2 separate regions of the Homo sapiens genome follow, and region 1 is linked to region 2. Evidence: read pairs that join two places in POLR2A ChIA-PET (ENCODE). Cell type or tissue: MCF 10A. All regions are shown on one strand.

Region 1 (4,000 bases), 97 kb before region 2:
CTTCTATACTAGTTTGTTCATGTAAATCATTTTTTTGAGACAGGGTGTCACTCTGTCTCCCAGGGTGGACTCCAGTTGCACAATCACTGCTAACTGCAGCCTCTTCTTCCTGGGCTCAAGCGATCCTGTCACCTCAGCCTCCCCAGTAGCTGCGACCACAGGTGTGCACCACTATGCCTGGCTAATTTTATTTTATTTTTATTTTTTATTTTTATATTTTTTTGAGATGGAGTCTCGCTCTGTTGCCCAGGCTGGAGTGCTGTGACGTGATCTCAGCTCACTGCAACCTCCACCTCCTTGGTTCAAGCGATTCTCCTGCCTCAGCCTCCTGAGTAGCTGGGATTACAGGCACACGCCACCACACCCAGCTAATTTTTATATTTTTAGTAGAGACGGAGTTTCACCAAGTTGGCCAGGATGGTCTCGATCTCCTGACCTCGTGATCCACCCGCCTTGGCCTCCCAAAGTGCTGGGATTACAGTCGTGAGCCACCACACCCAGCCTTTGTTTTTATTTTTTCCAGAGATGGGGCCGAGCATGATCCTCCCCGACCTTGGCCTCCCAGAGTGCTGAGATTATAGGCATGAGCCACCACCTCCAGCCTTGTAACTATTACTGTTATATGAACATCACTGGAAGAAGAGTCTCATCAGAAGCTACCAATGGAAATTTTATTTGCCACTCTTTTGCCACTGTGTCAAGTTCTTACATTAACAATAATTTTCTTCACCATCTTAGTAGCCTTTTCTTCTTTGGCTTCCTTTTATTTCTCCAATTGTATCTAAGAATGTACCCTTTGTCCTCCCTAATAAGCTGGAACATTGTTTTCTAGCGGGAATACTAGCTTAATTTTTGTAGCATTATTATCCCACAATATCTACAGTACAACTCCTTCACATGTTAACTCTAACAGTTTATTAAGTCTTTACATAAAGGTTGGCAGATAGGTTTCGAACTGCTGTTGTACCAACTCCAAATGACTGGAATGGCTGCCACTGGAATGTAAGCTCCGTGAGGGTAGGGATCTTAGTTTTGGTTACTAAAGTTGTTCCAAGCACATAGAACAATGACACATAGACATTTATTAAATATTTTTGATTGTAGGAACATGCAGCAGTCAGCTGGCATGTTCTGCCTATCATGGGCATGAGAGAAAGAAGTAACAAGTAGTTCTTCACTAAAAGCTCATGCAGTAACCACAAATGTTTTTTACTCAAGACTCTTTGAAGTGGCAGACTTGTGCTAAACTAGTATCATTAACGCTCAGGATGAATTTCAAATAAGCATTCTACTTGAGTCTGATGGAGAAACTAAGGTTTGATGCAGTTTAATAGCTTGTAAATGTTAAAGAGCAGTATTTAGCCTAAGCATATTCACCCACTTACAATATAGGAGTTCTGTTTTTTTATATCATATTCCATAAATATATGTCCAGCAATCATACCTTCTTTTTTTTTTGTTTTTTGTTTTTGTTTGTTTGTTTTGAGACAGAGTCTCGTTCTTTAGCCCAGGCTGGAGGGCAGTGGCATGATCTCTGCCTCCTGGGTTCAAGTGATCCTCTCACCTCAGCCTCCCAAGTAGCTGAGATTACAGGTGTATGCCACCATGCCCAGCTAATTTTTGTATTTGTATTTGTGTTTTTTATTTTTAAATTAAAATTTTTTTTGAAATGGAGTCTCGCTCTGTTGCCCAGGCTGGAATGCAGTGGCGCGATCTCAGCTCACTGCTACCTCCACCTCCCAGGTGGATTCTCCTGCCTCAGCCTCCTGAGTTGCTCATTACGGGCATGCACCACCTTGCCTGGCTACTTTTTGTATTTTTAGTAAAGATGGGATTTCACCATGTTGGTCAGGCTGGCCTCAAACTCCTGACCTCAAGTGATCCACCCACCTTGGCCTCCCAGAGTGCTGGGATTACAGGCGTGAGCCACCATGCCCAGCCTCACAACCATACTTCTTAAAAACTCTGGCACACATTAGTTCCTCTTATATTACATTGATATAAGCAAGTCATATGGATTTATCTGAGTGTAAGGAGAGCTGGAAAAAATAGTTTCTAGCAGGTCAGCCACCTCCCAGTGAGGGCTGCATACCATAGAAGGGGAGAATGAATTTTGGGAGAACAGGTAATTATCTCTGTCACAGAAGGGGATGAAAAGTATGGTAGTTACACAAGTTAGACATCTGTATGGAAAATACCACTTGGTTCTACAAATGTGGTTAGAATATTTGAAAGGTATGGGCATCGATGGTATCTTAATTCGGGTTACAGTATTGGTATAAAGCAAACTGGTTAGTCCAACGGACTAACACATTTAAGAAATGTGTTTCTTAAAGCAGAGCATCTGACTAATTTAATTTTATATTTGAGGTGGTAAGCTATAAAGATATTTGCTATTTTGAACTTAATTAGGATCAGTAGGAAAAAAAGCTAGTGATATGTAAATTCTAGAAAGAACCTTTGACGATAGGAGTCATGTCATCTCGGGTTTATATTAAAAGTAGCAGGAAAGACAGTTCTGGATTTTAAGATGTGTGCACTAGACTTTAGGAAACATTGGAAAACCAGTAAGAGTGAGGCTTAAAATTCTAATGGACAGTGTACCCCCTGAAGGAGTGAAAAGTCTTAAAATGCCCCAGACTTCTTATATGAAAGGTTAGGAAGCGCACTGGTGGAGGGAGGGGGTCAGAGTAGAAAAGTATTATATGTCCATCTACATACCACTTCTAGTGATTGAGAACAGATACTAATTAGCCATATCAAAGAATTCCATGGTGGTAGTAGCAGGTAGAAATTAGGGTGGAGCTAAAGCGGCTCCCCTATGCATCTTCTCACCATTTCCCCTTTTCCCCCACCCTACCCCATCAGTCACTCCAACTTGGGTCTTAGTTTTTGTATTGTTTTTGTTTTAATGCATGCACTGTAAGTCAGAAGGAGAAACTCATAACAAATGTCAAGTAGAAAAGAGGGTTGTGAAGCTCTTAGGATGTTGTCAGAAGATGAATAGGATTTTTACAATGACCGATGTTTCAGAAAAGGAAAAACAATATTGATGATTCTTAGAGATAAATTTATAGCTAGAGTAAGAAGTCATGAATCTGTAGTTCAGGAAACTTGAAATAATAGGTGACACAGAACACATAGTTTATCTCCTTTTTATCTTCTCATTTCTGAAACAAGAAGTTGCTCTGTAAATTAGAAAAACTAGAACAAACAAAAAGAAAATAGACAATACACTTATCTGGCTGGGGAGATACCATGATCATGAAGGTGGTTCTCAGAGTGAGGCTCATCCATTGCACTTTGGTTGTGCTGACCCCTGTGATTTCCCCAAATGCAGAATTTGTAGTAGTGAGGGACTGTGTTCGTGCTTTCCCCTGTCATTTTTTGTCCTAAGAGATCATAGTGTGAAGTTTATATTATTAAAAACAAATAAATAATAAGAAAATAGAGGCATGTAGCTTTACATGAGTTCATGTCTCTAGGTCTAGAAGAATTATATCTCAAGGTTCTGAAAGGTATTTCTGATACTTCCAGGGCCCTACCAGTAAGAGAGAAATCATGGAGACAGGTAGATATCTTAGAAGAATGATTAGATGATGTCTTAAAAGGTGAACGTTAATAAATGCAGACACTGAAAGTTGCCTTTGATTCCTGACAAAATTTTTAAAGTTTGTTAAAAAGATGTTTATCATTTTTAAGCAATTTGAAGATTATAAAGAAGTAATTTTTAACAGTTGTTTAGAAGTGCTTTATTGAACTACCTTGTCTCGAGTTTGAGTAAATGCTGCATATAGGTCATTGTCAGTGGTACTTTCTTGTGTTAGTGAGTGGTCAGACCTGATAAGCTTAGTTTTCTTCTAACAGTAAGGTTCAGTGATTGCTTTTCTACCTGTGTTTTTTTTTGGTTTTGTTTTTCCTCTTTCCATAATAAAGTGTTCTAATGGCATGATAGGTGTTGCTTTTTCTTTTGGTGATAAACAGAGCCAGGGATGTTAGC
Region 2 (4,000 bases):
TGCATGGCTGTAATCTCAGCTACTCAGGAGGCTGAAGCACGAGAATTGCTTGAACCTGGGAGTTGGAGTTTGCAGTGAGCCGAGATTGCGCCGCTGCACTCCAGCCTGGGTGAAAAAGCGAGACTCCATCCCAAAAAAAAAAAGAAAAAAGATACAGAAGACAGAATCCCACATACAAGGAGCACACGAACTTATTGGGGAAGTAGACATAAAAGAAATGATCATAGTGCAGTCTGAGAATTACTGTTTTTTAAAACTATGTACAAGTTTTACAGAGAGAGGATATATTAGGCTGTTCTTTTTTTTTTTTTTTTTCTTTTCTTTTTGGAAACAAGAGTCTTGCTCTGTTGCCCAGCCTGGAGTGCAGTGGCGCAATCTCGCTCACTACAACCTCCACCTCCCGGGTTCAAGCAATTCTTATGCCTCAGCCTCCCGAGTAGCTGGGATTACAGGCACACACCACCACGCCCGGCTAGTTTTTATATTTTTAGTAAAGATGAGGTTTCACCATGTTTGGTCAGGCCGGTCTCCTGACTTCAAATGATCTGCCCACCTTGGCCTCTCAAAGTGCTAAGATTATAGGCATGAACCACCACTCTGAGCCAGGCTATTTTTGCATTGCTATAAAGGAGTACGAGAGACTGGATAATTTATAAAGAAAAAGAGGTTTAATTGCCTCATGGTTCTGCAGGTTTTACAGAAAGCATGATGCCAGCTACTCAGCTTCTAGGGAGGCTTCAGGACACTTACAATCATGGTAGAAGGTGAAGGGGGAGCAGGCACGTCCTATGTCGAAAGGATCAAGAGAAAGGGAATGGGGAGGTGCTACACACTTTTAAGTCACCAGATCTCACGAGAACTCACTCACTATCTCAAAGACAGTACCAATGGGATAGTGCTAAACCATTCAGGAGAAATCCACCTCCAAGATCTAATAATCACCTCCCACCAGGCCCCACCTCCAACACTGCGGATTACACTTCAACATGAAATTTGTGCAGAATGTCTAAACCATCTCAGGGGGTAACTTCACTCTGTCCAAAAGGCTCAGGGAAGGCTTCAGAGCAGAAGTAATGCTTTGAGGTGAGTCTCGAAGAGCAAACAGGAATTTGCCAGGCAGAGAAAGACCATGCTGTGAGTCAGTCCCGCTTTTCTCCATTAAGTAAACAATTTACTGTTAAAGTTTTCCCCAGAGTAGTAACCACTTACTAAGACAGAGCTGTGAGCTGTTTCTGCTTCTTCTGCAACTCTAATTGTCCCTTGTTTGTAAGTTGAGTACTTTATGAAGCCGCTGCCTTTCTCCATACTGCAAACCCTACAGCACAGCCCCCAAAGGTTGCATAAAACTCAGCGAGCTTACAAGATAATGTTAGGCCATTGGACCCACTCTCTGTTAACAGCCCAGACTTTAAACTTTGCTGACTTGGGCACACGTGGAGGGGCCCTGGGCACTAAGATAGATAAGAAGCCCTTCTGGGATGGGTGCTGAGCTCAGTGTTTAGGGCCTTCACTTCCCCTCTCCTCCTCCATTCCCAGCCCCACACCGCTGTCTTGGTGGATGTCTCAGGCACGGATAAATCAACTTCCATCTCTCCATGACTTTAATTAATGACTCTTTTGTGCTAAGGGTTTTGGCTTCCTCCTTTTTCAGACCACAACATGACAGAACCCATTTTAACTTTAACCTTGCTACATATTTCAGGTGACTCACTGCAGTCTCACTAAATGTGTTACACAGCACTCACACTAAAGATGAAAAATTCCATTAGCTCATCCTGGTTCTTCTGCTTACTTACCTAATCATCTGTTTATGATTTAAAAAAATAGGGTTACTGTGAAGAGAGTGCTTGTGTGTGAGACAGAGAGGGAGGGTTGTTTTTCAAATGTATAGAATATACCAATGTAGTTTTTGGTTGGGTATTTTTTTAAATCATGACTTTATTAAATTTACTTAATTAATATTCATTTTTATCCTTTTTTTATGTTTTTAAAGTTTTTATTATTTATTAATTTATTTGAGATAAGGTCTTGCTCTGTCACCCAGGCTGGAGTGCAGTGGTGCAATCACGGCTCATACAGCCTTGACCTTCCAGACTCAAATGATTGTCCCACCTCACCTTCCCGAGTAGCTGGGCCCACAGGCACAAGCCACCATGCCTAGCTAATGTTTCTTTTTTTTGAGAGACAGAGTCTCGCTCTGTTGCCCAGGCTGGAGTGGAGTGGCACATTCTTGGCTCACTGCAGCCTCCACCTCCAAGGTTCAAACGATTCTCCTGCCTCAGTTTCCCAAGTAGCTGGGACTACAGATGTGTGCCACCATGCCCAGCTAATTTTTGTATTTTTAGGAGAGACAGGGTTTCACTATATGTTGGCCAGGCTGGTCTCAAACTCCTGACCTCAGGTGATCCACCCACTTTGGCCTCCCAAAGTGGTAGGATTGCAGATGTAAGCCACCACACCTGACCTGGGTTTTTTTTTTTTTTTTTTTTTTGAGATGTAGTTTCGCTCTTGTTGCCCAGGCTGGAGTGCAGTAGCACAATCTCTGCTCACTGCAACAACAACCTCCCAGGTTCAAGCGATTCTCCTGCCTCAGCCTCCCAGGTAGCTGGGACTATAGGTGCCTGCCACCATGCTGGGCTGATTTTTGTATTTTTTGTAGAGACAGGATTTCATCATTTTGCCCAGACTGGTCTTGAACTCCTGAGCTCAAGCAATCCGCCTGCCTCAGCCTCCCAAAGTGACGGGATTGCAGGCATAAGCTATAAGCCACCATGCCTGGCCTGTTTCTGTTTTTATTTATTTATTTATTTATTTATCTATGTATTTATTTATTTTTGAGATAGAGTCCCACTCTGTTGCCCAGGCTGGAGTGCAGTGGTGTGATCTCGGCTCACTGCAACCTCTGCCTCCTAGGTTCAAGCAATTCTCCTGCCTCAGCCTCCCGAGTAGCTGGGATTACAGGTGCCCACTATCACGCCAGCTAATTTTTTTTTTTTTTTGAGATGGAGTCTCGCTCTGTCACCCAGGCTGGAGTACAGTGGCGCGATCTCAGCTCACTGCAAGCTCTGCTTCCTGGGTTCACGCCATTCTCCTGCCTCAGCCTCTCCAGTAGCTGGACTACAGGCACCTGCCACCACGCCCGGCTAATTTTTTTTTTATTTTTAGTAGAGATGGGGTTTCACCATGTTAGCCAGGATGGTCTCGAACTCCTGACCTCAGGTGATCCACCCGCCTTGACCTCCCAAAGTGCTGGGATTACAGGCGTGAGCCACCGTGGCCAGCCTTTTTTTTTTTTAAGACTTTATTTTTTTAGAGTAGTTTTAGGTTCACAGCAAAACTGAATGGAAGTTACAAAGATTTCCCACATACCCCTGTCCCCACACAGGCACAGCCTCCTTCATTATCAACATTCTGCCCAGAGTGGCCCACTTGGTACAACTGATGAACCTGCATTGGCACATCATGATCACCCAAAGTCTGTAGTTTACAATAGGGGTCACTCTTAGGTTTGGACACATGTATAATAATATGTACAATGTAGACTAAGTTAGTTTTTTAAAAAATAGAAAAAGATGTACAAAGAAAGAATTTTTAAATAGACAAAATTTTTAAAAATCCAGCCTTAAGAGTTTATGACACCACTCTTACTTCAGACACCCACAAGTCACCCACAGACTTTACTCAATGTCCTTCCAGTGCTAGAGGCTCCAGAGAATTGAAGTCCCTGAGCAGATAGAATCACAAGAGAAAACCCCCCGGGTTTAGTTGCCAAGAAGCTGCTTTCAAGGGCCTTTTTTTTCTTTTCCAAGTCAATTTCCTGCCACAGCCAAAATTTCTCTTGTTTTTTTTTTTTTTTTTTTTTTTTGAGGCAGAGTTTCGCTCTTGTCGCCCAGACTGGAGTGCGATGGCGTGATCTTGGCTGGCTCACTGCAACCTCTGCCTCCCAGGTTCAAGCGATTCTCATACCTCAGCCCCCACAAGTAGCTGGGATTACAGGCAT

The links. Peaks named below come from ENCODE experiments on the same cell type or tissue, not always from the same donor. Only the 100,000 strongest peaks of a DNase experiment are listed, where the experiment ranks them.
Region 1: POLR2A ChIA-PET joins it to region 2 with 5 read pairs; 7 of 35 experiments call an interaction of 5 or more read pairs at or near these places.

What each region holds. Positions count from the first base shown.
Region 1 is chr18:797,369-801,368 of GRCh38, reverse strand. The region is part of intron 1 of YES1 (YES proto-oncogene 1, Src family tyrosine kinase); the gene reads left to right. It also overlaps the pseudogene RNU1-109P. Among named protein-coding and RNA genes, the nearest start is that of YES1, 13 kb to the left of the region's middle. In MCF 10A, no CTCF peak of the experiment used is centred here; no DNase peak of the experiment used is centred here.
Region 2 is chr18:700,756-704,755 of GRCh38, reverse strand. All of the region lies in intron 2 of ENOSF1 (enolase superfamily member 1), which reads left to right. Among named protein-coding and RNA genes, the nearest start is that of ENOSF1, 9.9 kb to the left of the region's middle. In MCF 10A, no CTCF peak of the experiment used is centred here; a DNase peak (open chromatin) is centred at 1,695.